Regions from separate parts of the Homo sapiens genome. Here region 1 is linked to region 2. Evidence: read pairs that join two places in POLR2A ChIA-PET (ENCODE). Cell type or tissue: OCI-LY7. All regions are shown on one strand. Each heading gives the region's core, and the rest is flanking DNA. Links, peaks and the distances in the headings are about the cores only.

The links. ChIA-PET counts read pairs that join two places held together with the same protein. Peaks named below come from ENCODE experiments on the same cell type or tissue, not always from the same donor. Only the 100,000 strongest peaks of a DNase experiment are listed, where the experiment ranks them.
Region 1: POLR2A ChIA-PET joins it to region 2 with 5 read pairs; 2 of 35 experiments call an interaction of 5 or more read pairs at or near these places.

Annotation. Positions count from the first base shown.
Region 1 is chr20:8,511,223-8,527,673 of GRCh38, reverse strand. All of the region lies in intron 3 of PLCB1 (phospholipase C beta 1), which reads right to left. LOC124900459 (a long non-coding RNA gene) reads right to left here. Exons shown (of 2, transcript XR_007067518.1): 2 at 15,169-16,451. Among named protein-coding and RNA genes, the nearest start is that of PLCB1-IT1, 270 kb to the right of the region's middle. In OCI-LY7, for the core only: no CTCF peak of the experiment used is centred there; no DNase peak of the experiment used is centred there.
Region 2 is chr20:8,391,127-8,407,577 of GRCh38, reverse strand. All of the region lies in intron 3 of PLCB1 (phospholipase C beta 1), which reads right to left. LOC124900459 (a long non-coding RNA gene) reads right to left here and starts at 7,310. Exons shown (of 2, transcript XR_007067518.1): 1 at 1,204-7,310. In OCI-LY7, for the core only: CTCF peaks have their summits at 8,501 and 8,700; a DNase peak (open chromatin) is centred at 7,367; H3K4me3 peaks cover 2,648 bases; H3K27ac peaks cover 5,852 bases.

The sequences.
Region 1 (16,451 bases), core at 5,178-13,177, 120 kb before region 2:
ATTTTCAGCATCTTGGAAACCCTTCTGCTTCTTCCAGACTGTACTATGCCTCACAAAAGGAACTACTATTTTGACATTAATCCCATAAAATGATTGTACTTGTGTTTATACTTCATATAAGTGAAATCATATACTTTACTAGCCCTGGCTTTGACTTGCCTTTCCATTGGCCTTCCCTGGGCAACCAACATTCTTACTGTCTTCCAATATGGTAAAACATTCAGTGTAATAAGAGTAGTCTTGACTCGCAGTATAGTTATTGAATCCATGCTGTTTATTTATTTTCATTTGTAAGATTTAAAATATAAAATAGAACTTTTATTCCAAGTCCAATCTTAATTTTTGATATTGATGGGGAAAACCTGAAGCATATTTAACAAAAATAATGGTCACCATTTGGTGAGCTCAGAAATGGATACTAGGTGCTATTTAAGGAATTTATATCCATAATTTCATTTAATCTTTTTAATAATCCAAGAAAAAGATACAATTATACCCATTTTTCTGTATAAGAAATCTGAAGCTAAAAGATATAAAATTACCTTACTAAATCTTACAGGGCTAGTATGGCTGAAGAATGCATACTCAAGTGTGTCTGGCATCACCCAGATGTGTCTGACACCACTGCCCATAACTACACTAGAGACCAGACCTTTAAAATTACAAATGCTCAGTCAACAGAGAAAAGTCTAAACAAACATCAGAGGATGCTTGAACTGGCCCTGTTTTGCTCTGCTCTTTATTAAAAGCTGGAGGCAAGCTGCTAAAGATGAGGGGTGAAAACCTGACTTGATGTAATTGCCAGGCATAGTTTTTTGCATTAGCTGCCCTCTTCAGTCATTATCAGCTTTACCAGCAAATTGAAACAGTAGGTGCATATTAACATTGCAGCCCACAGCTGGCCATATTACTGCTAATCCGGGCCATTTTTTCATTAAAATTCAATTAAAACCCCAAGACATCAGTATACAAAATTGTATAGAATGTAATGAACAGAGCAGCCAATGACTGAAAAACAGCATGGATTCAACAACTATACTGTGAGCCAAGACTACTCTTACGCTAAATATTTTACCATATTGGAGGACAGTAAGAATGTTTATTACCAGGAAAGGCCGATGGAAATGTATTAATAAGTCAAAGCCAGGGCTTATCTCTGAAGGCAGCTGGACACCATTTAACCCAAGTGATTTTCTAGTTCCAAATGAGAAGAAGGCATTAAATAGTATAATACACTAGAAATTGCAAATAGATTTTTACACTACAGAAACCAGGTCCCAGTTAAAAGCTAGGTAAAAATGCATCAAAGAAACATCAAATTAGATATATTTGATAAAAATGCATACATCAAAGAAACATCATCATCAAAAGAAAATGATAGAGCCAGTGCTCAAATAAAATTTCAGGTCTGTGTGACAGCTTCATTTATAGAAATGAACATAGGAGTCCAACCTTTTTTTAAATATAAATTCCTTTTTACAACTTAAAAAATTAGAGTATCAAGGAAGTAAAATTGTATGTGCATAAATCATTAGCGTGTAAATCAATGAGGTTTCACAAAATTAACATACTCAGGTATCTCCACCGCTGATCATGATATAGGATATTTAGTGTGTTTCATAAGCCACTCATATGCCCTATCCTGGTTACTATCCCGCTCCAAAAGTAACAACTATTCTTTCATTTTAAGGGTAACCATTCATAGTAACACAGGCTTCAAGTATGCTGATGCTTTGGAAAAAAAATACTAAAAATTGATTTTCAATCCCAATTTTCATTTTTTAGGAGCTGAACAAATGTCATGACAATTTAACAGAATAGAGCTACAGAAAGAGCTAACAGAATAGAGCTACTCATCATCATCCTCTAGCCTCCAAGCAAAAAAAAAAAAAGCTGTTTTTTTCAATTGTTGGATAGAATTTTATGAATTTTATTTCATTTCATTCAGGTATTTTTAAGAGACTGCACAAAGTTGATTTTTCTTTAAAGTTCTACTTTATCCATTTGACAACAACACAACCAATTGTTGGTAAAAACAAGAAAATTAAGTCAGTTTTTCCAGTGTTTGTGTATAGTGATTTCCCTGATTTCTCCTTTTTAAGATCTCTCTGTGCCCAAAGGCACAACACGGTCAATTAGGGTTTAAGTAAATTGTGTCCCCTCAGTACAGTTTTTTAGTGTGAAATTAATCAGCCTAATTGAGATTGATTATTTGAACTTGGCCTTATCAACACCAAAATCAAATTAACTAGAATATTGCCATGCTGACAGATATTTATGACATTTCAACCCCAAATAAATGCAAACCTTGAAAATGCTTCTAAATCCTTAATACTGATTATAAATAAATAGCATGCCTTTCTCCCAAGGTCAGGTTTTTTCCATAATTGGTCTGCAATTAGCTCCTTTTTTTTTTTGGCTATATATATGGGTTAAGAAGATATTTTATAATGAATTTATGTTCCCCTCTCTATCCACTGCCCTTCAATTTGAGTTGAAAAATTACTTTTTTTTTCCCCCTTCTCCATAAATGTCACTGTCAGCAGTTTCCTTCTGGACATTGGAAGGCTTTGTAAAAGTAACTGAAGGGATATAGGCTATTAATCATGATTTTAAAAATTATTTTACATATATAAAATTTATATCTTTCTAAAAGCAGGTGGTTGAACAATTAACCTCTGCTTACACTTCTCCAAAGGTTCTTAGCAAGTCCCAAAGATGCCTGCAAGGCACTAGGAAGTAGGTGCAGTAATGTTCCCAGCTGTGGCAGTACACAGACGCTCCCTCCCTCTCCTACATCTCACCCCTACAGTAAAACTATTTCTGGGGAAAATGGAGAGGGTTTGAGTTACTCAGATATTATTTTTAGATGACTTCTAAACAGGGATCAGTAAATCTTAGACAGCACTGCCACTTTTCATACAAACAAAACAACTCTGGCTTACAAAGAGTGTCAATGAAAAGTGTCAGGATCCCAAGGTCTTGCATCATTTAAGGAGACCCTGCAGTTTGACACTTGGTTTTACTTCTTAATTGCCTCATCTGCTCCGTTTAACTTTACTCAACTAGACTTATAAATATTTAATCAGAACATGGCTGCCTGCTTAAAAAAGGAAAAAGAAACCCTGACTGATACTGTTGGCCAAACATGACCTTGAGAAGACAAAGACACGTTTACAAGGTTATTCTCATCCTAATTTGCATTTAAGGAGAGAAACAAGTGCCATGACCGATTAGCAAAACGAAGTTATTAAAAACAATTGACCTAGGCTTAGGTATCCTGTAGAAAGAAACTGAAAAAATAAAAAGAAAGAGAAAACTCATAGTGTTCCCCTCCCCTCCCTCAAAGGAAAAAACAAAACAAAACCCAGGAGGTTCATTTTTTTCATGATTTATTGAATTTTCTGAATTCCTAAAGCCATATGGGTGTATTTTAAATGTTTATTTTTCTTCAAGCATCTTCTCTAATGTTAGTTTATAGAATATTATAGTTTTGACTAGAGTATGTAAATGTATTTAATAACAATCTTGCTATTTTTTGGATATGAAGGCTTTTAATACATAGCATTGAAATAAATTAAGATTTTGTTTGTATTTTATACTTTGTTTTGTTGCTGTATTTTTCAACATATATATCAAATTTTGAAATGATTGTTGGAAGCTTTTTGGTATTTTAAAATCAATCAGTTGATTAACCAATTAATTAATTAGTTAATGTGAAATTTCACGTATTAACTCCGCCCAGTTGATTCCATACAACACACGCTCCCCATGCAGGCCTCTGGGTGGCATGGTTTCTGCATCCGTGGAGTTGCTTCCTCTGTGTCTCACTGGGCATTTCTCAGGCACACAGTCTCTAGTTTTCAACTCTGACAATGCACAAGCATCTTCTTCCCTCCCAATGCGCAATGATCTGAGTAACCTTAATATACTAAGCTCTGAGTAAATTCCATTTGTCCCCTTTTAGTGGGTTTAAAAGTGTTGTTCAGTAACCCAACTGATGTCTGCTACTAACACCATATCTGTGGCCAACTATTCACTATATCTCAGGTCTTCCCTGAGACTTTCAATCAAATTCTCATACTGCTAGATTCGTTCACGGTCATGTGCTTTCCTTTTTTTCTCTTTTCTTTGGAGGTGTTGTCTCTCTCCATATATATATATATATATATATATAGAGAGAGAGAGAGAGAGAGAGAGAGAGAGAGCCAAATATATATATATTTGTTGTCGTCTCTCTCCATACACACACACACACACACACACACACACACATATTTGTTATGATCAGGATCATTTGCAAAACTTCCTCTTGACTCTAATTTTTGCTCCAAAGACTTGCTAATCTTTCTTTTGAATCCTCACTAAATCACAACTTCCTGAGCCGTATACATTCTCTTTCTACTATATCCCTAGTGTCTAGACTAGTTCCTGGCACAGAGTTGGCATTCAGTAAACACTGAGGGGAGGGTTGTTTAGATGGGTGGATGAATAAAGGCAGCAGGGATAACAGGCCTACTACCCCCTTTGTCCAAGGATTATATGACCCTTTCAAAGATACAAGCTCTCAGTTCATCACTTCTGTAGAGGATGATGAGCATCTACAGCAATCTCATCCTCAACTGCCGATTCCATTGAGGACCACGAATCATGCTCTATGGCCAACATTTTATTTGATAGCTTAACCAGCACATTACACCCAGTTTGACTAAAATGTCCCAGCAATTGACTGGCATTGATTTAATTTAAGATTTCCTTATTTGAGAAGCAGGGGCCTCATCCCACCCCACCAACTTTCTTGCCTCAACAAATTAGTCTTAAATAAAGATAAGCCTTTATTTCACATTCTTATCTTAATTATCCTCCTATGTTTGAAATAATGTACAAACAAGGACATATTTTACTTTTTTGTGGCTTAGAACACTTAGTTTTAAAACTTCTTATATTTATTGTAATTAAGACTAATGCAAGCTTCGTATACTTATTGTAATTAAGACTATTCAATGCCTTGTTTTCCAATTATTCATACTTAAAATGGTAGTGTCTGCTTTATTTGCACAGGAGACTGTTTCATTGTTCCAAACTCATTTTCCTTAATTTGTCTTTTCTGGGTTCCAAGAAAAGGGCGTTGCATTCTGCTTGACCACGTGTGTCAGTTGGGGAGAAAGTGTAGATCATAGGGTGCTGGAAGAAGACTAGGCTTTGAATTTTATTGGTCTATTCTGAATGGCTTTTGTCCTTCTTAGTGGACTCCAGGAGAAGATAAATTGTTAGCGTAACCACAGGCCAGAATGAGGATGATGTCATAGATAAAATGGGTGTATTAAATTGGTTTCCCCTAGAAGCAGAGCCTGAGATGGGGAGGTAACAGAGATTCTTAGAAAATGATTTATTGAAGAAGGGCTCTCAGGAAACGCTTGTAAGGGAAGAAGGGAAGCAAGATGTGTGTTCAATCCAAGGGGAGCTCCAGATCCTACATTGCATCTCTGTATCTGTCTAGCCTTGAGGTGAGGCGACTGAATTTTCATACCACAGGATTAGAGAGTCCTTGCATACCAGCTTTAGGGTGCATGGGGATAGTAGCAGACTGCCTATCACAGGAGAAGGTGACTCTTGGCTCTCAAGGACAATCTTCTGGAGGCATTTTTAGCTTCCAGCTTTAGTGTCAGCACTCACTGTTCTAGTGATTTAGTCAAGGCCCTGCCTAATCACATTTGCTACAATGGAAAAATCTGATGTTAAGAAAGAAGGAGAATATAGTTTGCACTCCCGAACTTTGTTTGGTTTCTGTGTGGTTGAAATGCAATTCACAATTTTACCTTTTCTTGAAAAAGTGGTGTTTAGTTATATATCTGTGTTTCTATGATAAAATAGCTGAGTTAGAGGTGAACTTTTAGAATGCAGTCCATGCTTAAGTACCAATGTATTTGAACTAGCATTCCATTGGATCATTGGATGTATTGGATTCTGTGAATCATAATTTATTGAAAGGATTTTTTTTAGGCAGTCTCACTCCATCACAATTCACTGCAGCCTCAACTTCCTGAGCTTAAGTGATTCTCCCACCTCAGCCTCCCAAGTAACTGGGAGGAAGGCACACACCACCACACCCAGCTAATTTTTGCTACTTTTTATAGAGACTGGTTTTCTCCATGTTGCCCAGGCTGTTCTTGAACTCCTGGGCTCAAGCCATCCACCCACCTGAGCATCTCAAAGTGCTGGGATTACAGACATGAGCCACCCTACAGGGCCTATTGAAATGATTTGATTTGTTAATGTAGGTGAAAGTACCTTGGCCATCAGCACGTAGTAGGCCCTCAATACCTTTACTTATTCTTTTTTTTTTTTCCCTTTTATAAGTCTTAAGATGAATCTCCAGAACTCCACATGTAGGTTGACATCTTACTAATTTGTACAAATGAGAAGGAGGGCCTCACTGAATTAATAAAAATTATGGAAAAAATGAATTTTTGAAATTCAAGAACAAGTAACTGATACAAGGTTAATGAAGCATTACCTAGAATTAGCCCTTAAGGGAACAGCCTCAATAAATGGATAAGAATAATTTATAATTAGCCTTTTCTTTTTGCACCTCAAGAGTACTTGGGATGAGCTTATCTATAAGAAGCTTAGATATATCTGCTATTGCCTGTGATTTTATTTCTATATTTAATTTGTCTTAGGATAGTTTTCTTAGATATTGTGTAGCTAACAACATAGTCCCTGCCTAGGGACATTTCATGATAATCAGAAACTTTCAGGTTAACAAATATTAGCTTACTTCCCACAGTGTTTATATAAATTGAGTTGTATGTCCATCTGACATTTGCAGAAGCCCTGGGCTATCCTTAATATTTCAGAAATCCTCAAAATGCACAGATTTTGAGTAAAAGAAGCCAGACCCCAAAGACTACATACTGTATGGTCCTACTGATATGAAGTTGAAAAGAAATAAAAGTTATTTATACCCACAGAAATTGGATAGCAGTTGCCTTTAGTCGTGGAGTGGTTAGCTAAAATAGGGCAACATGGAATTTTTGGGGTGACATTCCATATCTTGATCTGGATGTTAGATGAGTTTGTATATTTGTTAAAGTTCTGTGTGATGTACATTTAACATTTGTGCATTTTACTAAAGGTAAATTGTACTTTAATAAAGTACTGTTAGAAAAAGGTGCATAGGTTGTTACTTGAATCTTAGATCTAACTTTATGGAGGAGGTGAACAAAGAAAAAAAAATCAGTTGGCCATGGTTAACTGGCAAAATAGTTAATGAAAGTTTGGTATATAGATTTCTATGATATATCCAAACTCTAGTCTTTGTCCCACCACCTATTACAAATATAATATGTCTATTATGATGGAAATTGCAATAATAAGGACTCTAACTTAAAATTAACCAATGGGATATTCTGGAATTCCTAACATGAGATTCCAAAATAAACTGCTTTACTTCTGTTGTTTTTACCAAGAGCTTTCCAACAGTGCTGCTTCTGTAAGTTAAAAAGCTAGGAAGAACCACTAACAGTTTTTCTTCAGGCAAAGTGCTAATGGCCCCTAAAGGGACTTTTCTTATCATTCTGTCACCTAAGTGTGATTTTCTAAGTAGCTTTTTTCTGGGCCTGCCAGGTTTGAGAAAATGCAATTCCTTCTTGACTAAAACATGAACTTTAAAGCATTCATGCTTTAAAAAAGAAACTACATTAAGTAGCCTGAGTCAGAATTTCTTATAATATAGAGACGCTTAAACTGATGGTTCTGGCCCAAATATCATCTCCCTTTGCACATTATTGATCAGGAAATATCCAACAAGAAATCTGAAAACTAAGAATTCTCCAGGATTTAATACATGATGTCCTCATATTGCCTTAAAATGATTAAGCAAAATGACAGTATATAGGTCATAGAAAATTTATTTTCACATGGGAATTTTGGGGAGAGAAGGAAGACATAAATACTACATAGTAATATTTGCATATCATTTTGGTGTGTTTCTCAAGTAAGAATATAGAGTTCTGTATTTGGCCCTGAATGTGTCTCCTGCCTTTATTTACCCTGGGAAACTAGGCAATTATACAAAATGGAAGCAGTTATACAAAAATATTCTGATCCCTAAGAATAACCCCCTTCCTCAAACTGTCAATCACTATGGGGGAGAGAGAGCAGGCAGGATGAAGAGGGCTTTGTTCTGGGAGATATTCTGTGCTTTGTTTCGTTTTGTATTTTGTACCTCCTACTTCCTCATCCCCATCCTTGTTTACCTAGTTTGCTACTACTCTTCTTTCTGATGTCAGATTAAAGTCCCTTCATCGGAGAAGTTTTTCCTTATCTTTCCTCCCATAAATGTCTCCCAGCTCCATACTAAATGCACTCACACACGTTGTCTACTACTCCTCTATAGTATTCACCACTGTAGGAATGCCCTTCTTACTCTCCAGTCTGTAAGCTACCGAGAAAGCAAGGAGTGTGTCTGTTTTCGCTTCATTTCCAACCTCAGTGGGCATTTTGTCTGGCATGCTGTAGTACAGGAGTCCCCAACCCCTGAGCCATGGACCGCTATCAGTCTGTGGCCTGCTAAGAACCAGGCTGCACAGCAGGAGGTGAGCAGCAGGCAAGCAAGTGAAGCTTCATCTGTATTTACAGCCGCTCCCCCTTGCTCCCATCACCACCTGAGCTCTGCCTCCTGTCAGATTGGCCCCAGCATTAGATTCTTATAGGAGCAAGAACCCCACTGGGAACTTTGCATGCAAGGGATCTACTTTGCATGCTCCTTATGAGAATCTAACACCTGATGATCTTTCACTGTCTTCCATCACCCCCAGATGGGACCATCTAGTTGCAGGAAAACAAGCTTAGGGTTCCCATTGATTCTACATTATGGTGAGTTGTATAAGTATTTCATTATAGACTATAATGTAATAATAAAATAAAGTGCACAATAAATTTAATGCACTCGAATCATCCTGAAACCATCAGCCCTCCCAACCTGCTGCCCTGGTCCATGGAAAAATTGTCTTTCATGAAACCCATCTCTGGTGCCAAAAATGCTGGGGACTGCTGCTGTAGTAGATGCCCAATAAGTACAGGATGGATAAATTTATAGATAAACTAATGAACTAATGAAATCTTTCTCTGAAACTGACAATGTTCTGAACATAAACTGTGAGTACATTAACTACTCTTTAGCAAAGAGTAGAAATGAATACTCAGTCTCCACTTGATATTTTCTCCCCAGTAGGGTTTTCTTTCTTCAGTCCTATCCTACATCCCACCCCTGAGAGGCTCCTTTGTGAGCTGTGAAAAAATTCTATAATTCTAAACATATAGTATTGCTGAAGCTGGGAGAGAAAAGGTGACAATCAAACTCAGCATGTTGGGATTCATTAGTCAATGAAGACAAGTAAGTTATGATATTGCTACTGCACTCCAGCCTGGGTGACAGAGCGAGAACCTATCTTAAAAACAAATAAAATAGGATAATTTTTTTTTTTTTGAGACAGAGTCTCCCTCTGTCACCAGGCTGGTGTGCAGTGGTGCGATCTTGGCTCACTGCAACCTCCGCCTCCTGGGTTCAAGCGATTCTCCTGCCTCAGCCTCCTGAGTAGCTGGGACTACAGGCGCATGCCACCAAGCCCAGCTAAATTTTGTATTTTTAGTAGAGACGGGGTTTCACCATGTTGGCCAGGATGGTCTTGATCTCTTGATCTCATGATCCACCTGCCTCAGCCTCCCAAAGTGCTAGGATTACAGGTGTGAGCCACCACGCCTAGCCAGGAAGATAAACTTTTAATGGCTGTCAAGTTTATGTGGCTCTGACTGATGACATCATTGTCTTATCAACCTGGTGTAGGATAAACATACCTGACAGCAATAACTTAAGCATAACCTTAGAATGACCTTGTATAGCACCTGAATGTATGTTCTGAACTAGGGAATCCAGGAGTAGCCAATCCAGAGATTCATTCCTTGTCCATGAGGAACATCTGAGCCCCGGTCCCATCCTATTCAGTCCTGTGGAACACAGGCCGTACAGGGGATTGAGGCCCAGAGTTTTAGGTTACAATATGAAGGTTGCCAGGTGGAGGTCACTGGGGGAGGGTGTTAAGTGGAAATGCTATATAAAGTGCATGCTGATTGCTAGCAGTTGCTGTTTTCCCGCCCAGCCCACTGCCACTGGGCTATGAGGTTATCATATTTAGCTCACCACCACTGGCCTCTCTCCCCTGTATGTGAGCCTTAATAAAACCCCATGTCTCATTTGTTGCCTCTGGGTCTCTTCTTTGGCTTCTTGAATCTTGTGCCTTCCTTATTGGGGTTAATAAGGGTTCAGCACAACACCCAGCAATTTCAAATGTAGACGACGCCTCTCAGAGCAACTACTGTTGTTTCATATCTTTCTATGTTCCAATAAATTCTGTTTTGTTCCTGCATCTTGAGTTGGCTCTAGGCTCACCATGCAGGCCCCCTCAGTGTCTAGCTCTTTAGGTTGTGGGATGTCTGGAAGGGGATATCAGACACAAACACTTCTATGCCATTACTTGTGGGCTCCCCGAATGCAGCCCAATGTCATCTCTATATGTGGAACGCCCAACCCCTCTATTGTGGTGAATTTTTTCTGATCCTTCAAGAGTCAGCTCTAGCACCCACTCTGCTGTCCAGTGGTTAAACTCACTCCTTGTGAAATCTGGCATACACCCAGTACACAGGACCTACCACCTCATATTGAGCATCTTACTTATTTGTCTGTAAACACTCTAAGAACTGTAAAGCCTGGAACTGTGTTGTACTTAGCTGCACAGCCGTAACAAAGGGCACATAGGAAATCTTTGATGGATGGTTTTCTTGTTGAGTGAATACCCTTTTCACCTTGACCATGACTCAACTATATCTATCTTGCCGAAAACTTTAGTCAAAAACTCTTACAGGTGACTGACTAGTAGTATATAGCATCAAAATGGAATACATATATATATATATATATATATATATATATATATATATATATATATGATGTTATATTTTCTATAAAAACCTTAGATTCTAAAAGAAACCATGCAATTCCAATGTTTGTAATTTGGCTAAATAAGACTGTGGCTATTTAGCATGTTATGAAAATAAACTCAGAGACTTTCAACATTATTGTACTTACATGTATAAAAGGGAAACTATCTCTGATAGAGTAGGTTGTTGTTCTGAAATGATCACTCATTTCTGTTCACTTCCATAGGAGATGACACTTCTCTGCTCCATTTATGTTGATCTTGGCCATGTGACTTGCTTTGGCCTCATTGTGGGCAAAATTAACACAAGTTGAGCTTAACTATGTAACTGGCTTTGGCCAGAGTAATATTATCAGAAGCAATGAAGCGGAGGCTTGAAATGTGCTGTCATGGTTGAATGTGTTCTCATGTGCTTGGGTCACTGCCAGGAGGACCTGGGCTCAGAGGGGACATGTGAGATGATGATACGGTTTGGCTGTGTCCCAGACCAAGTCTTTCTAGAATTGTAGCTCCCATAATTCCCACGTGTTGTGGGAGGGGCTTGATGGGAAGTAACTGAATCAGGGGGGAGGGTCTTTCCTGTGCCATTTTCATGTTAGTGAACAAGTCTCACAAGAGCTGATGGTTTTACAATGGGAAGTTCCCCTCCTTACGCCCCCTTGCCTGTTGCCATGTAAGATGTGACTTTGCTCTTCCTTTGCCTTCTGCCATGAGTGTGAGGCCTCCCCAGCCATGTAGAATCCATTAAACCTTTTTCCTTTATAAATTACCCATTCTTGGGTATGTCTTTATTAGCAGCATGAGAACAGACTAATAAAGACACTGTGTAACAGAGCCACCTTAACTAACCTGCCCAGCTGAGCCAAATCTAGATAAGCACTCCCAGCTGTCCCAAATGCAATGATAGACAGTTTTTAGCTGAAGCCACTATGCTTTGGGGTGTTTGTTATGCATTGATGTTAAATGTGCACATTTCTTATATGAACTTTTCTTTATATTGTGCCTCCCTCAAAGCCATGCACAACCAGACAATAAATTATTTCTGATCAAGGCACTAAACAAGGAAATGACCCAGATTGTGGGAAGTAGAGATTGGGAAGGAGGTTCTAATTAGCTGCTCTCTGAGCTAGGAATACAAATTTCTAGATACACCAGGCATCAGTTTGAATAATTGTATGGGATATAGGAAAGCAGCCTCATAGAAAAGCCTGCATACACTAACACACGCTCACAGCATCTATGTGATAGGAGGAAAGCTTCAGGAAAGGTAAATGATTAGGGTGGAAATTTTTAATAATTGTATGCAACCTGAGTATATTTAGAGCCATAATTATAAATGTAATTTACTGTAATGGTGTCTTCATGCTAACAACTATTAGTTTAATAAAACTGCTGTTATAATGAAGCAGATGCTATTACTGAAACAGCTCTATAATTGAAGGGCTATTATAGCCAGTTTAGAACAGAAACAGTAAATAAGTGGTAGTGGGAAGCTCTTCCTCCAGGGCTGAATATATTGAAAATTCAGACACTTTCCATACAGCAATACTTTGTGCCTTGATTTTAACATTTTACCTTCTATGTTTTTGTTTGTTCCTTTGTTTTTGTTTTTTGTCTTCCTGTCATAAGCTAATCAATGTTAGTGGGCCCAAGTCCACTTTAATCTAAGACCTTATTACTCAAAGAGTAGTGTGTAGGCCAGTAGCATTACTATCACCTGGGTACTTATTGGAAACTCAGAATCTTAGCCTAACCCCTGAACTCCTGGAGATGAATATTAGTTTTAACAAAATCCTCAGGTGATTTGTATGACTATTAAAGTTTCAGAAGCATTGGTCTTAGATATTCACTTGGAAAAATTACTTTACATGAACCAAAAATAATAATATAAGAATATTCACCCATACATACATACAAGATATATCATGAAACTAGCAAAAAGATACTGTTTTTGTTTTAACTTTTAGCCACAATTTTCTTTGTTAGGGTAGAAAAAGTACTAAAAGAGAAATGAAACGGCTTTACTCTATGGGGCACAGTATTGTTTAGGGATTGGGTTTCTTGCTTTATTACGGTAGATAATCTGTTTTCTTCTCAGCCTCTGAGTAGCTGGGACTACAGGTGCACACCACCATGCCTTGCTAATTTTTTTTTGTATTTTTCTGTAGAGATGGAGTTTTGCCATGTTGCCCAGGCTGGTTTCTTTTTTCCTTTTTTTTTTTTTTTTTGGAGATGGAGTCTCGCTCTGTTGCCCAGCGCAGGCTGGAGTGTAGTGGCCTAATCTCAGCTCACTACAACCTCCGCCTCCCAGGTTCAAGTGATTCCACTGCCTCAGCCTCCCGAGTAGCTGGGACTACAGGCTCACGCCACCACGCCTGGCTAATTTTTCTATTTTTAGTAGAGACAGGGTTTCGCCGTGTTGCCCAGGTTGGTCTCGAACTCCTGAGCTCAGGCAATCTGCCCACCTCGGCCTACCAAAAGTGCTAGAATTACAGGCGTGAGCCACCATGCCCGGCCCACCCAGGCTGGTTTCAAACTCCTGGGATCAAGCAATCTGCCCACTCTGGCCTCCCTAAGTGTGTAATTACATCTTTTTTCTTCTTAATGACAGGTTTAAAATACTTTTTCTTCTTCTTCTTTTTTGATTTTTTTGAGACAGGGACTGTGTTGTCCAGGCTGGAATGGGGTGGCATGATCTTGGCTCACTGCAGCCTCAACCTGCTGGGGCAAGCCATCTTCCCACCTTAGCCTCCTGGTAGCTGGGACTACAGGCACACACCACCATGCCCAGCTAATTTTTTGTTGTTATTTTTAACTTTTTTTTTAATAGAGACAGAGGTCTTACTATTTTGCCCAGGCTGGTCTTGAACTCCTGAGCTCAAGCGATCTTTCTGCCTTGGCCTCCCAAAGTGCTGGGATTACAAGCATGAGCCACTGCACCTGACCACTTTTGTTTCTTTTAGTTCTGGTAGCGTTTTATCATTTCACTGAAAGCATGTTTGTCCTATCCTCATGCAGTAGATTTTAGAAAACACTACCATATTTCAGTGATATCTCATAGCAACTGGCAGGGGGGACAGAATTCTTACAATACTTCAATGGGGATGTTTCTCTCTTGGCTTCAGCACCTGCAGTATAGGTATTCGTTCCGAATTATCCAATATATTCTAGCACACTTCGTGCATTTAATTGAATATAATTGTTTATACTGTAAAAATAATGTAATTTGTCTTATTGCAACTTTACCATGAAAACAGTGTTCACTGTGTCGTGTTGTCACTTCATAGATTGCTTTTGCTGTGTGTGAATGAATGAGTGTGTGTGTGCCCTTCATTACTGCATAACACATGTACATCCAGGGGCTCTAATACTGACTGCATAGCTTAGTGAATTTCTTCACATCTATATCCCTGTGTGGCCTCCACAAAGATTAAAGAATATGTCCAACACTACTGAAAGTTTCTTGTCTCTTGTCTTTGATCAACTTTGCTTGTTCTTGAACTTTATAAAAAATGGAATCACACAGTACTTGTTTGTGTCTAGATTTATGTATTGAAACCTTTGGTTTAAACATTTTAAAAAAATGAAGCCATTATACTAAGTAAAATAAGCCAGGCACAGAAGGACAAATATTACATGATCTCATTTATATGTGGAATCTAAAAATTCGAACTCGTAGAGGTAGGAAGTAGAATGGTAGCTACCAGACGTTGGGAGAGGGTGGGAGGTAAAAGGGGAGATGATGGTCAAAGGGTACAAAGTTTCCATTAGACAAGAGGAATAATTCCTGGTGATCCATTAAACATTAGGTGACTAGAGTTAATAATAACGTATAGTTCAAAATTGCTAAGAGAATGAATTTGAAATGTTTGTACCACAAAGAAATGATAAGTACGTGAGGTAATGGATATATTAGTCGGATTTACTCCTTCCACAATGTATACATGTATCAAATTGCTCCCCATATTGTACATTGGGGTACAATTTGTATTATGAGGGTACAGATTGTACCCAATGTACAATATGGGGTAAAATTTGATATATGTATACATTGCACCCCATAAATGCACCCCATAAATGTATATAATTATTATTTATCAATTAAAAAAACAAAGCCACAATGTTTTTTATTGTTTAAAAAAAGGAAAGAGATTTTGACATCACAGAATTTCTCCAAGAATCTAAAACAGTTTATTTTAGAAATATTCTGAATAACTTTTGGGAGGTTTATATTACAAAATGTTAATTCCTCCCTCATACACAGAAAGTAAAGAGAATTAGGCTATTTTGTAACATGAGTTTTAAAAATATGTGAAATACATGAAAATTACTTAAGAATTGTAAATATAGCACCTATGCCTAAATCCCGAGTTTTGGTATTGGAATATTGCCTTATTTAAAGCTTGTTTACACAGATTTTTCCATAAAATTTTACAGGATTTCAATGAATCAGAACGTACTAAAAGTGATGACTGTGCACTTAACTTTATAGATTTACGAATAAAACTACATCATTGTTTTAATGCGAAAAGAATGAATAGCTTAATCCCCAATCCAATAAATGTTTCACTACCAGTTTGGCAGTTTTTCAATCATAATGACTGAAACTTTGGAACCCAAAAGCTTTTCCTGCTTGTGTTTAAAATAATGATCATACAGGTGGTAACGTGCGACTGTCCATTTCTGTGCTGAAGAGACAACCCAGAGCGAGAGAAAATATTTGCAAACCACACATCTGATAAGGAGTGAATATCCAAAATATATAAGGAACTCAAACAATCTTATAGCAGAAAACAAAGAATCGAATTTTTTAAAAAAATGGGTAAAGAATTTAAATAGACATTTCTTGAAAGTAGATATACAAATGGTCAACCAGTTTATGAAAAAATGCTCAATATCACTAATTGTCAGAGAAATTAAAATTAAAACAACAGTGAGATATCAGCTCATACCTGTTAGAATGGCTATCATCAAAAAGACAAAAGATAACGAACGTTGGCGAGAATGTGGAGTAAAGGGAACCCCTGTACACAGTTGGCAGGAATATAAACTAGTATAGCCAATTAGGGAAAACAGTATAGATATGCCTCAAAGAACTGAAAATAGAATTACCCTAGAATTCACCAATCTCATTTCCATGTTCATATCCAAAGGATTTGAAATCAACTGTTAAAGAAATATCCACTCTCCTATGTTCTTGAAGTATTATTCACAACAGGCAAGATATGGAACCAACCTAAGTGTCCATCAGTTAATCAATGGATGAAGAAATGTTTTATATATATTTATCTCCATTCATCAGTTAATGAATGGATAAAGAAATGTTTTGTATGTATATATACACTGTTCAGCCTTAAAAAAAAGAAGCAAATTCTGTCATTTGCAACAACATGAATGAACTTGGAGGAAGTTACGCTAAGTGAAATGAGCCAGGTAGAGAAAGATAAGTAA
Region 2 (16,451 bases), core at 3,459-11,458:
ATAAGTCTTAAGAGATCTGACGAGTTTATCAGGGGTTTCCGCTTTTGCTTCTTCCTCATTTTTCTCTTGCCGCCACCATGTAAGAAGTTCCTTTTGCCTCCTGCATAATTCTGAGGCCTCCCCAGCCATGTAGAACTGTAAGTCCAATTAAACCTCTTTTTGTTCCAAGTTTTGGGTGTGTCTTTATCAGCAATGTGAAAATGGACTAATACAGAGTGTTTGTCAGGTTTCTCCACTGAGAAAGTTACTCTTTTTCCCTTTTTCCATATTGTACTCTTTGGAAGATACTCGTTATCTGTGATTTAAAGGCTGGGGAGTTTTTTTCCAGCCTATCAAGGGTGCATTAACCACATAAGTTACTTGGGACTATTCTGTATGAAAGATTTCTTATTTGCTCACATTAAAAAAAATTTTATTTTCAAATTTATCCATTTGTTAAATTAAGCTATGCATGTCTCATTTTAGTATCACATGATTCATTCTAGCTTTCCTCCCTTGGTTATGTGTAACAGTTAAAATATCAGGAGGCAATGGGCTGTGTAGCCTCAGAAGTTACACTGAAAGTTAAAACAATCTTCTTTGGATTGTCAGGGGCTTATAAATAGAATCCTGATTCTTTACTTACTTAGCAGTCTCATTTTTCCTACTCTGAAACACCACATCTCAAATATTCATTATAAGTTCCCACTGTCCAATACCACATTCTAACAATTCATTAAAATACCCCCAATAAACGGATTTTAAAAAGCCAGAAAGAGCCCAGGTAAGTTGATCCCTCACATAAAATCACTATAATTCTTGTTTTTTCTGGGAATTTACTGTAATACTGGTAAAACTGAATAATAGAATTTGAACAGCCTTACTCTTTGCATTATATTCATTTTCTAGTGCTTCTTCAATGAATTTTCTTTATGAAAAGGGCTCTCTGCTCGACAGGCTCTTATGTAGATGGAATGACCTTTTGCTGCCTTGGAATACTGGAAGGCAAATTTCAACTCATCTGACTCACAAAACTAAATAAGTTCTGGCCTCCATTAGCAAGGAGATAGAAGATAGTGAACCTCACTTTCCTTTTGTTGCTTTTCAATTCACAATAATTTCATCTTGAAATTATTATGTGTTGAAAACACTTAACACAAGACAATTTTTGCCTGAATGCATATGCCATATTTTAATGACTGAAGCTGTAATTTAAAACATTACCTGCATGTTCTTCCATTTTTCCTTAAGGTTATTCTTGTACACTGACACTAGTAAGTTGAATAAATTTGTTTTCATTACATCCAGTAAAGTTTACTAAAGAAAGAGAGAAACAGCTTTTATCACTATGGTCATTACTGATTTTAAAATGTAGCTTTAAGCAATTTCGTTTCTTCAATTACTCTATCCACATATTTTCCTTCTTCCATCAAAGCCATAGAACACATAAAAGTCAATAAAGTAAATCTGTAACTCATGCTATAAAATGCAGGAATGACTTGACTTGGGCCTTCAAATCCTCCATCACACATACAGGCAATGATGGGCTGGTAAATGTTAACAAGCAGCTATCAAAAAAAAAAAGGAAGAAAAAAAGCCCTAATTAGTAGTGTTTGTCAATTTATCTTGTGTAAATACTCTCATGGCCAATTTCAATCTATCAACATGGTGTCACTGAGCACAGATTTGGGCAGAGATGTCAGTAGCATCATTATATAGCATTCCTACCATTTGGATATAATGATTATAAATAACTTTGAGAACATGGATAATAATAAAAAGTAGGAAGTGACAGTATTAACATGATCATCTTTTTTCAATATAATGTATTTAGATTGAAGTTTATGTAGTTTAATAGCTGTGTTTAACAACTGGCTCTGTAAATTGGTACAAGCCAAATTCAATATGCTGAAGTCTAACAGGGAAGGTTTTTGGCTACTTGATTGTCCAGGTTTCAGCTGGCTTTGATTTCACTGGAAACAACCAGCTTCTCAGAAGGAAAGTGGGGTAGATTGATTGCAAAAGTGGCCACAATTCTTCACCTTCCCTGTATCCACATCCTTTTGCAACATGACTGTAGCTCCTTCTATTTCCCTACTGCTAAATCGGGGGAAAACTGGCTTGACCTTGAGACTTGCTTTGGGCGAAAGCATGTGGCGTAATTGATGGAGTGCCTGTTCCAAGTCTAGGCCTCAAGAGGCCTTGTGTGTTTCCACTCTGTCTCTTACTGTTCTGCTTTCACTGTGAGGATATCCCCAGGGTGGAGAAACCAGAAGAGTGCTGATTTTAAGGGAGAGCTGAACAAAACACGCGGAGATGAGTAGGGACAACTCTAGACTAGTCTAGAGCCAGATGACCTCGAAACATGTGAGAGACCCCAGCCCAAATCAGCAGAGCCACTTCATCAACCCACAGCTGACCACAGACACATACATGAACCCAGAACCACTCAGCTGACCTGCAAACTCATTAGCAATAACAAATGTTTATTGTTTTATGTCACTGGGTTTTGGGAAGGTTTGTTAGAGCTTGAGAATAAGACTAATTTCTGTCTTCTATATGGAGAACTGAAAGAGTCATCATTTGAATACCTACTGAAAGCAAAGAGGACTCCTGAAAATATCAGAGGAAATAGGACTAACATGTAGGAATTAAGGGTTGAGAGAAAAATATTGCTCATTTTGCTAATCTGGATACATACAACTTCAATAATTGTGGTGTGTTAATGTTACTTGAATTCAAAACTCTGGTCATAATCAGCTATAATTATGCCATGGTGTTAAAGCCATACTTCCAAAATATTCTGTTTTATGGATTCAATACTGATTATATCTTGCAAAGAAGACTTGCTTTTAAAAAATACTACTAGTAAATACTAGTATTTCTGGGGAAGAATTACTAAAAGAATCTGTACATTTTCAAAACTTTGAATATTTAAATTATAGAATGTTACCCTCACCACCATATCATTTTGAGACAATGAAATCATTCAATCCCATACTTCAGTTGCAAATTGATATTTCCTTTGAAATATTAGTTTTCCAAGGAGCTTGACATCCTGCTTCTCAGGGGAGAAAAAAGGAAGAAGGGGAATGCAAAATAAGCTTAGGACTTGTACCTTTTATCCTCTCTACTAGGTGTTTTCTAATCTCATTTTCAGTTCGGTGCCAGGAGATGTGCTTTACATAGAGAAATGCAAATCATTAGACATTCAAGGCAAAGTTGGAATTAGTGTAAAAATTTTCAGAATGGAAGGAACCTAGGAATTTTGTGATCCCAAATGTTTTTTCTACACAATAGGAAACTGAGGAAAAATGGCTTTGTGCTACAGATGTGCAGCTATTTAGCCAAAACCCTGAAACAAAAACATAGGTCAGTTAACTCTTAGAACAGAGCATTTATTCCATGAAATCACAAAACCCATTGCTTTCAATGAAAGTTGATTGTCAATATTCCTTCAATAAAATTTGTCTGCAAAGAAAAATTCATCTTAATTGCTATAAAATCAGTCACAATTTTACTTAATAAAAATAGATAAAAGCCACAATTTCTGTCTATACATAAATACTTATGAGCCAAAAAGCAAGCCTGATTTAACTCAAAGTATCAGATAAATTCTGCATCATAAAGGACATTATAGACAAATCATGACTCTCAATTAATGAGAAAGAAATGGTCCTAGTTTCCAATATAATGGATACTCAAGTACAAATGAGTTACTAGTAAACCATTCCCATATGGTTAGTCTCCTGAAGATACTGAATGTTCATGGGTGCACCTATTCTAGATGCTGAAAAAAATTAAGCTTTAAAAATGAGTATAGATTTTCCCCTGAGGAATGCAATGGCCATTTCTGCAATCCACAATCTGTCTTGCAGTGGCACTATCAGAGCTCACTGAAGCCTCAACTTCCTGGGCTCAAGTGATCCTCCTGCTTCAGGCTTCCAAGTAGCTGGGACTACAGGTACGTGTCACTACACCCTGCTCACATGCTATCTTGTTTCTGAACATCAACATATCACTTAAATGCTTCCTTCTCTGTGAAGCCTTGCCCATCTTCCTGCATTCCCTCCATTCCAACCTACGGCACCACTGGGCAAATTAAAATCTAATATTTCCAAACACTTCTTACGATTCCCAATTACATCATTTACTACATTTGACCTTGTATTACAGCCTTTGGACACTCCCTGTTGTTTTTTGTTTGGTTGGTTTTTGAGACACAGTCTTGCTTCATTGACCCAGACAGGAGTGCTGTGGTGCGATCATAGCTCATGGAAGCCTTGAACTCCTGGGCTCAAGTAATCCTCCCATCCTCAGCCCCTCAAAGCCTTAGGATTACAGTCATGAGCCACTGTGCCTGGCTTTGTGGGGCTGAGGAGGGAGGGTTTCAAAGGTAAGAATCATGAGCATAAGAACTATGTTTTATTTCTTTTTTTATATCATTTGGGACTTCACACAGTGATTTTCCTATAAGAGATGTCAACTATTTTTATTTAATTAAATAGTTCTAACTCACAAAGAGTTTAGAATCTAATAAAATGATATCATATACAACACTGATTAATTTTTGCCCAACTGCAAAGGGATGAGAATTTTACCAAGTCATCAAAATACATAAACTTAAATTCAAAGACAAAAATAGATATAAAATTTAGAAATAAGGAGGTGACACTGTAATTGTTACAGAGAGTATGAGTTAAAATGAAAAAAATCAAATGAAAACTTTTTTTAAATTTTTTTTTTATTTTTTTGAGATGGAGTCTTGCTCTGTTGCCCAGGCTGGAGTGCAGTGGCACGATCTCGGCTGACTGCAAGCTCCGCCTCCCAGGTTCACTCCATTCTCCTGCCTCAGCCTCCCGAGTAGCTAGGACTACAGGCGCCCACCACCACGCCTGGCTAATTTTTTTTTTTTTTTTTGTATTTTTAGTAGGGACGGGATTTCACCATGTTAGCCAGGCTGGTCTCCATCTCCCGACCTTGTGATCCGCCTGCCTCGGCCTCCCAAAGTGCTGGGATTACAGACATGAGCCACCACGCCCGGCCTGGAAACTATTTTTTAAAAGATTCGGTGAAGTACATGGATACATAATATTATGTCAAAAATTAGTTTCCTTTTATTTAATAAAAGGTGGTTAGAAATGTAAATAAAAGCTCCACTTAAAACATCAAAGTGATGTAACACTCAGCGGAAGCTTAACTTTAACTGTAAGATCTATATGATAAAGACCTTAAAACATTACTAAGGAATACAAAAGACAACCTGAATATAAATGAAGACATATTTTCTGCTTGCATAAAAGTAGTATGCTAAAGACATAAAGTGTTATAACATTAATCTCATCACTTAAAGAAATACCAATAAAAAATACACATGGTTTTTAGGAGAACAATATAAATTGATTCTGAAATTCAAATGAAAATTAATATAAATGTAAATAAAACTTGATAAAGCAGGACTATACCAAGTAATATATATTGTAAAGCCACAATAATTAAAACATTTTATTACTAGTCTAAAAATATATAGAAAAGTCAATGATCTCAGGGGAAAATGGAAAGATACAGAAGCTTTCAGTGTATAACCAAGATAGCATTCCAAATCAATGAGAAAAAAATAGGTTATGCAATAAGTAATGTTAGATGACCTGGCAGCCATCTAGAGTAACATAAAATAGATATTATGGTAAACATTATGAGCTCACTAATCACTGGTTCTCCTTTCACCCCTGGGCATACTGGAATCTGTATGTCCCAGCCTCCTTGAATTGGGCTGGGCCATGTGACTTGGACATGGTCAATAAGCAGAAGGGATGCATGTCACTTCTAGGCTGAGGCATTGAGGAATCCTCTTTGATTCTCTAGCTGTTTTCTCCTGCCACAGCAAATGCAAGGCCTCTTGCTGAGATGGTTGAGCTCAAGACAGAAACATCCCTAGATCACTGAGGATAGCTATCTTGGAATGTTTTTGCAGACCTTCAGCAGATGGTTTGAGCAAGAGATGTATTTTTGATGTGTTATTCCACTGACATTTGGGAGTTGTTTGTTATCATGGACTACTTTAATCCTGACTAATAAAGATTCCTTTGTCACTGTCATAAAATAAGGTCCAGATAGCTCAAAGATACAACCATAAAAATTAAAATCATAAAAACACTGGAAGAAATCACAAAATAATCTTTATTATTTTAGAATAGTTATTCCAAGCGGTGCTCTGTTTGGAAGTACAGTTTTTAAAAAGGGACTAATAAATTTGACTACAAAACATAATTCTGGAAGGCAATAATTCTACAAGGTCAAATTAAAATTAAAAGCTGGAGATCATATTTCCAGTATATGATAGCTCTTAATATATCAAAATATCTTACGAAACAGTGAGAAGAACTATATATTGGAAAATGGGCAAAGGATATGGTTAGAAATACAAACAACACAATATGAAAAGTTTCCTCTCCACTCACAGTAGAAGAAATTCAAATTTAAGTAATAAAGAGCTCCCAATTTTTCATCTATAACATTTCAAAGATCAAAAAAATTCAATCAAACATGGTGTTGGCAAGAGTATGAAGAAACAGGTAATCTTGATTGTTGTTGGTGGAAGTGTAATTGATTAATTTATATAATCTCTTCGCTGAGCCATTTGGCAATGCATTTCATAATTAAAAATGCACATATATTTGGACTTAGCAATTTCACCAACAGGAAATTCGAATATACCTGTATTGTGCCCAAAGATGATATTTTATATATACATATATATACACATCAAAGCATTGTTTGAGGCAGCAAAAAACCGGAAACAATAAAATGCCTATTAACAAATGACTAAGTACATAAATTATGGCACATCTATAAAATGAAATAATACTCTACAACCTCTAGAAAAAGAATGAGGACTTGTATTTGTGCTGACACGGCATAATTTCTGCAACAAATTGCTAAGTTTAAATAGCATTTGATAGCATGTCATCATTTACAGGTTTTCTGGGAAACGAAAACAAGAAACTGCAGTACTATGAATCCTTGCCTCAGGGGAAGGGAACAGAAGAAATGGAGAAGGGGAAATACTTTTTAATAAGATAACCTTTAATAGTTGTAATTTACTTTTTAGTAGATGTAAAAATCATTTATTTCAAAAAATAAAAACAATTTAAAAACATTACATCAGACCAATTCCACTGCTACCCACATGGACTAATAACATTTTAATTTTCATTTCCCAAAGGTCATAAATGGCAAGAGTGATTATGTGCCTGGTAATCAGTGGTAAGAAAATTCTGGCACAAAGAATAGAATACACAGGCTCAGACAGTTGCCACCTGTGACAAGTCACTTAAAGGAAAACTTATTCAACTTAAAATATCTTTCTAAGAGGAAGTGAAACTGACAGTTCTCACCCTCCTCAGATAAAAATCCAATCAGGAAATATGACATTGTCACCCACATAGTGCAGCTAAGGTACTTCCCTATGCCACCACAAGCAGTTGACAATGTCAGAAAACTTCTGACATTATGCAAGATTTCCATTCCATAAAAATGATAGACTTAAAAAGCACAGGGCAGATGCAGCATTAATCTGTTCCCACAGGCTTTATGGCTATTTAAAGGGCCTGTCAACATGAATAATGCACAGGAGTTATTTTTACATAAAATGAGCTCAGAAATTATAGAACAAACAACTTATATGATGGCATGGATTTCTAAAAATGAAAGTTTATAAGGCAGAATAACCAAAAGGTTTTTTTTCTTATTTTTATTTTCGGGACTTTGTGGGTAAATCTACAAGATATTGCTAATTGTTTAACTAGTAATGATTTTGTCATTTTCTAGGAATTTGAAAAAATAAAGTAAAAAAAATAAAGTTTTGAAAACTAGAAAATGGCATTCTCTACCTACATAAAATATATGAAACAAACAAAAATTGTCTTAGGGAAAAATAGTTTTTTCTTGGGAGGTGGTTGTTGGAAAGCAGAGAATAGTATTGAGAGTAATATTTGATATAATGGGTTGGTAAAAAATGCCAATTTCTAATTGTTTTGTTATTCTAGAATAAGAATCCACTTTTCCCTTATAGAACTTGAATTTAAAGTATTTCAGTAAGCATTAATAGACACACTGAACAATGAAATAGTAAAAAATATTCCAGAAATAGATCCAGGTACACATGGAAGGAAACATTATATATGAAAAAGGTAAGTATTTTAACTCACCTAGACAAAAGTTGGACTTTTTGATAAGTAGTACAAAAGATAGACTTTTAAATAAGTGGTGTTGGCACAACTGGATTGCAAATAAAAAGAGATATACAATTGGACTTTTAAATAAATGTTATTGGAACACCTAGATACCAGGATAGGGCAAAAGATGGTCTGAAAAAAATAGTGTTGGGACAAAAGAACGGTAAGTTAGAAAAATAAAATTGGGTTCATACCTCATGACAAACAAACAAAAAAAACCTCCAAGATGCTCCAAGATCTAAATGGAAAATCACGAAGTCATACTAGAAAAAAAAAAAGAAGCTATAGGTGAATTTTCTTTATAAACTAGGCATGAATAAAGACTTACTAACTGTGACTCAAATGCCAAAAGCAATAAGATAAAATATTGATAAATTGACTAGATAAAAATAAAAACAAAAACTTACAAGGCAGAAACAACATCAACAACAGCAACAAAAAAACACCAAAAGCAAAATCAAAAGGGAAAAAATAAACCGGGAGAACATTTTTGCACCTCTAGGGTACGATAGAGAGCTAATTCTCCTGATATATAAAGAGCTCAAAAAAACCAAGGGGAGAAAAAAAGGACGAAATACCAGATGAAAAAAAAAAAGTGCAAATTATGCAAATGAGCATTGTGCTATTAAGTGAATGTTTGTCTCCCTTCAAAATTCATATATGGACGCTTAAACCCCAACGTGATAGGGCGTTGGAGGTAGGGACTTTGGGAAGTGATTAGGCCATGAGGGTGGAGCCCTCAAAATGGGATTAGTGTCTTTGGAAAAAGAGACTAGAGAGTCAACTCTCCCTCTCTCTGCTTTCCCCTATGTGAGGACTCAATGAGAATGCAGCCAACTGCAAACCAAGAAGTGGGCCCTCAGCAGACATGAGATTTGCTGGCACCTTGCCCTTGGACTACCCAGCCTCCAGAACTGTGGGTAATGTTTTTATTTCAGCCACCAGTCTATGGTAATTTGTTACAGAAGCCCAAAGTGACTAAGACATATTTATAATTTGTTATAGAAGTCCAAAGTGACTAAGACATATTTATGTATATTAAGACATATATTATGACATATTAAAACATATGACATATATTTATTAAGACATATATGTGTGTATAAATACATATTTATATATGTTTTAGAAATATATGTATGTATATACATGCATGGTCCTTAAACATGTGAAAGGAGGCTTAGTTTCATGCATAGGTAAGAAAAAGGTAAGTTAAAATGTATTGATCACATTTCCTGTCAAAGTGGCAAAAATAACAAGCTTAACAATACACTTTGTGGTGAGACTGTGTGAATAAAGATTCTGTAATACACTGCAAGGGGGGTAGAAAATGGTAAAATCTAAACAAAGAAAAAGTCTATGAAGATGTTAGCAAAACAAACAAATCTAGGAATTTATCCTGAAACTGAACTTTTGCATATGTAAAGGAAGGCATTTAAAAAAAAAATTGTAGCCTTATGCATAATAAAAAATAATGGAAACAACCTAAATGCTCATTCACAGAAGACTGAAAAAACTACAGAACCTCCATATAGTGGAGCAATATGCAGCTGTACAAAAGAATGAAAAAGATTCCCATGACCCATATGAAGAGGTATTGACGTTATATTAAGTAAAACAGGCAACCTATAAAAGCACATAGATAGAATGTTACATTTTGTGTAAGAAAGACTGAGGCAATTTACATATATTTTGAAAAAACTGGTGTCTCAATTCACTGGGGAAAGATGGACTTTTTATTAAATGAGATGAGAGGACTGGGTAGCTAGGTATGGGTTTGTGTGTGTGTTTCCTTATTTTTGTAAACAGAAACATGGTAAGGAAAACCAGAAGGTGGGTAGGAATAGGGTGGAAGGATATGGATGAGAGTGACTTCCCTGAGCATTCTTCTTTATATAATTTTGAATGCTGAGGCAAAGGAATATTTTATACTTTCCAAATGTAAAATTGATAAAAGCAATAGAGCATTTTAATCTCTAAAACTGAACGTAACTATAAATATATAAATCTAAGTGTATAGCAAATTAATAATATAACTCTATAGAAAATAATTTTAATAATCTTGGAGTATATATTCTTAGTGAAGCATACAATAAGGAATAAAGATAATTGCAAAGAAACGTTGGATTTTCTCTAGTGGACTTGTATTAGTAGCAACAGTATTTTTATTCTAGAATTATTTTGTGTAGACTATGACAAAGAAGTGAATACATTAATGCAGTAAGGAATCAAAATTGCCACTATACAAAAACAGATATACATGAAAGAAGAGGAAATGAGGAAGAAACCTGTGATAATGGATTGAATTAGATCTATTTGGATCTGTAATCTCACTGCTAGGATTACAATTTGAGGCATTACCAAAGAATAAAAACGCCAAATGAAGAAGAGATATCTGCTTCAGATTTACCTATAATAGCAAAAATAAAACAGAAATTGTCTACTCAAAAGTAAATAGTAAGTAGTTAATATGATTTCCAATCAATGCATTATTATTCAGCTATACAACTGATAAATATTAAAAATATTTAGAATCATGGCCATGCTTACAGTGTCATGTTAGATGAGAAAACTTTAATATGTTACGTATGCAAATATATAGATGAACACAGTTTGATCTTTGGGAAAATAAACAGACGATTGTGTATATCTGGAATTACTAAACCACGAAGGCAACTTATTTAGTTGAATTTTTTTCAAAGCAACTTTTTGTGTTAACAGTAGCATCAGATGTTGACAAAATTAAAGACTCACTTGCTGTTACTCTTCCCACCTTGTTTTTCAACTGGACTGAGCAACTTCCCATTTTTTTGAAATTGAACCTTTATTAAGGCAATAATTCAGGACTGGCCTCTAAAATAATTGGTTTTTCTCTTCTCAATCATACAACCGAATAATTTATTTAAGGCCAAGGACACATAATTCTAGTGTTGCAGTGTAGTGCTAGGATTAATAGTGCATGAAATTTTTGCCACATGCAACTAATACCAACTAATGCCATTAAAGCAATATGTTTTGGTTGGATTAAAAGAAATATTTTGAATCCCCTTGGATCCACCACAGATTGAATTTCTGTCCTTGAGTGAACGTTGCCACACCTTATTAATTGAGGTAAAGATGCCATCAACACAGTCAGATGATACTTCTGAACTTTCAGCTCCCCACTTCTGTAGTTATATGGTTTTAGATATATGATTTATTATCTAACATCTTGTTGCCAGAGAAACAAGCTCAACTTACAAAAGTAAGGCATGATTCAGCTCAATATATTACTTTTCTGTTACAACTTTGTAGTTTCTCTGTTTACAATCTAAACAGGGCATGAATATTAGTAAATTACAAGCCGAATATTTGAGGGACATGATTAAAAGAAGCTTGATGAGTTTCCAGACACTTGGAAGAGTTGTAAGCATTTACCAGGAATAATTTAGAATAACATGGTACAGTTAAGTATCAGGGGAAAATATATTTACAGAGAAGAGTATCCATCTATTATGACTTTCTATATTTTATAGTCTAGAATAACAATTTGTTTTTTTTTTAAAATGGGAAAAACAGATTTCTAGTCACACCTTCACAGTATTTCAAATGCTCTACAGTATCCTTCAAATAAATTATTTGACTTAAGAATTCTCAACTCAAACCATGAAATTTTGAGCAGCTAAGCATAAAATTAAATACTGAGTCTAGTTCGCTATTACTTACACAATTTATTCTTTAACATACTTTCTCAAAGTTTTATAAACCACCAACTCATGTGAAATATCCCACTCAATCATCTATTTTTATTTTAGATATTCTAAGAGCTATTCCTTTTCAATATTATGTATAGATAATTTATTTGAAAGCATTATTGACTTTAAAATTGTGTAAACTTAAAATTTAATTTTCCTTATTCAGCCATTCCACATTCTTTGGTATATGTGTAGGACAGAACTAATATAAGAGATCTTAAATTAATTTTATTTAGATTTTCATCTGGTATCCATAAGTAATAATATGTAGACAATGCCTTCTAAAGAATCTTTAATCTTCAAACAAAATTGCAAGCAAATTGATTAATAGAGAAGCATGTTTCAGAGACCCATAAAATAAAATAAATGTCTCATTAACTACTGCTTTCGACAGTAGAGATTTATCTATGGCAAAAATAATAAAGTCAATAGGTGTTCAATTTCCCATATTGTTTGTATGTACCTCAACCAAGGAAACTTCTTTTTAAACTCTTACTAAATTTATTTATACTAAGGTACTATAAGAATCAAGGAAAATGTAATTCATGCACAGATACAAAATGACTAATTTCAACTAAAGAGAGTCAAATTTAATTTTTAATTAACATTCATAGAAAGAAAAATTGTGTTTGCTAAACAATTTTAACCAGGTATTACAAATCTTGAAATAGTCTAGGAAGAAACGATTTAATTTAAAAGTTTAACATGACCTTACTATTTTTGAAATATGAGTGATGCTCAAAGCTTTTGAAAAATATTGTTAAAGATACCATTAAAAGTGAAAACTTTGCCAGATAGAAGCCTATATACTATAGATGGCAAATGCAAATACCTAAAGAAAAACATTGAGAATATGGATGATGCAACCAAGAGTTTAACTTGTCAAATAATGGCACAGCTTCAAGCCTATTAAACATATGCACTAATGGCCTATAGTTTTAAGGATAACAGTAACTACAACTTACAGATCCCCTATTATGAAATATATGTTATGGCCTTTAGTCCTCACAATAACCCTGAGAAATAGTACTATTAACTTCATTTTATGGATGAAGAAAGCAAGACATGAAGTTAAGCAACTTGATTGTGACCACATGAGTAATACTGGTGGAGCCTCTTAACCACTGCTGTTCCCCAGTGTGAGGATACAGAAGCAAAGCCTCACTTTCAGGGCATAAAAGTCAACTCCCATGAACCAGAGAATCATCAGACTTCTTTCTTTCTGCACACACACACCAGGAACCGAAAAGAAACTATGACTATTAAAAGTTATTGCTCCCTAAGTAAGTTCTACCACTTTTAATCTAACCTCAATTCAAGGTTTACCTTGACTTAAAATCCTTCCACAAAGGCCAAGTAGTACCAATTTTATATAAGTCATAAGATGTGAAACCATAGAAAAATAGGCTCTAGAAATAGTTAAGAGTGGACAGAGAATCTCACTCTAGTGGTACACTAGGCATTAGGCTTGTCTAAATGCCAGCATAGATTCCAGGTGCTATGGGAATAAATGAAATTCTTGTGTTTTGAGTAATATGTGGGCAATGCTGATGGTTTTCTGTCATAAGGTCTCAAATTAAAAAAATTAATTAGGTGGGAAGAATGCAAATAGTAAACTTTAAAATTCAAAACATCATAATATAATACAAGACAAAATTCAACATTATATTAATATTATCAAGATATATGAAAAAGGCCTTTCTGGTTTAGATCACCTAAGAACCTGTTCTCTAAACATCTTTAATAGGATCTGCACTACTGTGAAGACAAGCATCACTCATAAACTGGTGTTCTAGTTTATTAAGTGTGGTTAACTTCATAATAAATGGCTTTTAGAACATTTATATTAATCCTATGAGATGCTTGTGACCAAGAGACCCATAGTTAAAGAAAAAAGAAAGAAGTGACACTAACCCATGTCCAACACATCAAAAGCTGTGAGAAATCCTGCAATAAAGGAACCCTTAGCATTTCCCAAACTTATTTGACCAGTCACCCAGGCCGGAGTGCAGTGGTGCAATCACAGTTCACTGCAGCCTTGAACTCTGGACTCAAGAAATCCTCCCGCCTCAGCCTATACTGAGTAGCTGGGAGTATAGGCAGGCATGCACCACTGCATCCACCTATATTTTTTTTAAGAGATAGGGCTTTGGGTCTCAAACTCCTGGCCTCAAGCAATCCTCCTGCTTCGGCCTTCCAAAGTGCTGGTATTACAGATGTGAGCCACCACACCTAGATGACATTTTTATAGCATCTATTAGTATTCCAAGGAACTCACTTGGAGAAACAGTGAGTTTTGGTTTTGATAAAGTATTCTATATACCTGAGGAAAAAAAAATACAATAACTGTTCACAGAGCTATGCCCATTCATGGCAGGCAGTGATGAGCAAATTCTTCTCTCAAGCCCTCTGTTCTTACCTGAAATCAGTAATTCTTGGGTATAAATATAAAAATCAAGCAGCATTTGAGTACAGAAGTACCAGGTGGCATAGAGAAAATGTATTAGGTGTGTGAGGAGAATTTTCTGATCTTTTAATCTCAGTGGTCTTGTCTCACCTTTAAACACCAACAAACATACTGTCTAATTAGTTAGGTTATTCCATCTTCTTGAAATCTCTATGGACATTAATTTCAGGAGTTCCGGAAAACTTTATTTCATCATTAACAAATATCTGTTAAGTGGCAAATATGTTACTATCTTAATTGCCACTTTTCACATAAGATAAATGCCATAGATAGGAATTCTTTCATCTACGAAAATACCTACTATGGGTCATGTATCACATCCAAAGGCAGTGATATAGGATTTCACTTTTTTATGGTACATTGAAGGAATTTAAGAATTTTCAGCCATTTCCCATTCAAAGAAGACAAAACACAAATTTCTCAGAATAAACTGGTATACATTCCTAAGTTCCTTCCACTCTACCCAACTTACTCACAAATTGATATTACTATATCACACATTATGGCTGGCAAATCCATTTGAGAGATGTATATCATTTAGTTCTCCCAATAGCTCCATGATGGATACAAATATTACCTTTAGTCCCCAGGGATCATCCTGCTTGTCTCTTTCATTTTTTATGAGGAAGGTGAGATTCCTAAAAGATGGTATGACTCTACCCAGGTTATTCCATCAGCTGCAGTACCCAAATTAAAAACTAGTATCTTAGTCTATGTGTGCTACTATAACAAACAGACCGGCCAATTTATAAGCAAAGATCTGTCAGGTGGGAAATATTTACAGAAATTTATTTTCCACAGATGTGAAGGCTGGGAGGCTCAAAATCAAGGCGTAGACAGGTTCCGTGTCTGGTGAGGGATGCTCTCTGTTTCAAGGTGGCATTTCGAATGCTGTGTCCTCAGATGGGCCAAGGAGGAAGGGCAAAAAAGACTGAACCTTGAGTGAAATCTCTTTTATAAGGACCTTAATCACATTCATGAGGGAGGAGTTCTCATTGCCTAATCACCTTCAAAAGGCCACAACTTTAAATACTATTGCATCGGCGATTAAGTTTCAACATGAATATTGGAGGGGACGCAAACTTTCAAACTATAGGAACTCGCTGCTCATAAACTGGACAGTGCCCAGTTTATTATGAGTCCTAAAGCTGAAAAGGAATTGTAATGATATACTCCATATTTTCAGAGAATATTCCCATTTCAAAATGTTTCTTTCGTTAAATTACATCCCAGTATTTTCCCCTGCTGGAACATGTATCAAATTACATGCCACATTAGTTTATGACCTAATCTCCAAAATTGAGGAAGTTCAAGTAATATATATATATGTGTGTGTATATATATATATATATATATATATATATATATATATATACACACACATATATATATATATACTTCATTATTTACCAGTCTCACAGAACATTAAGAAGAATACACTGAAAAGTGAACTTAAGGCCCATAGGGAAGTAAGTAGTATCAAACATTATGATTTATGTCTTGTTACCAGTTAAAATCCAACTAGCAAGACAAATCAATACAGCAAGTATTATCATTCACAGGGAAACCAATAAACCTTCCTGGGTTCTCTCAGCTAATAAGTGCACTGGAGTTTGAATCTGGGTCTCTCTGACCCCTAACCTTGTTATTCCATTTCAAAACAGTGCTTTGGATTTTGCTTCAATGACTTCATAGTGCAGAAAAAGATACCCGCATGTTCTTAACTGAAAGTAAATTGCTCTAAAATTATTTTGATGGTTGGAAAATCTATTTAACTGTTGGCAAATCTAGACAGTTTTCTAAATAAGAACTGTAAGTCTTAGTACAACAATATTGCTGTGATAGTTCTCTGGGGGTAGGTGTTTGGCTGCAAAGAGAAATATGCCTCAAGTTCATTTTTCTATAGCTAATACATAGAAGTTAGATTTTAATCAGTAGGTTTAAATGCCACAGCTACAAAAGTATAAATCTCTTATACATAGATTATAGTGACAATCTATATATATAAATATAGATTATAGTGACAATCTATAT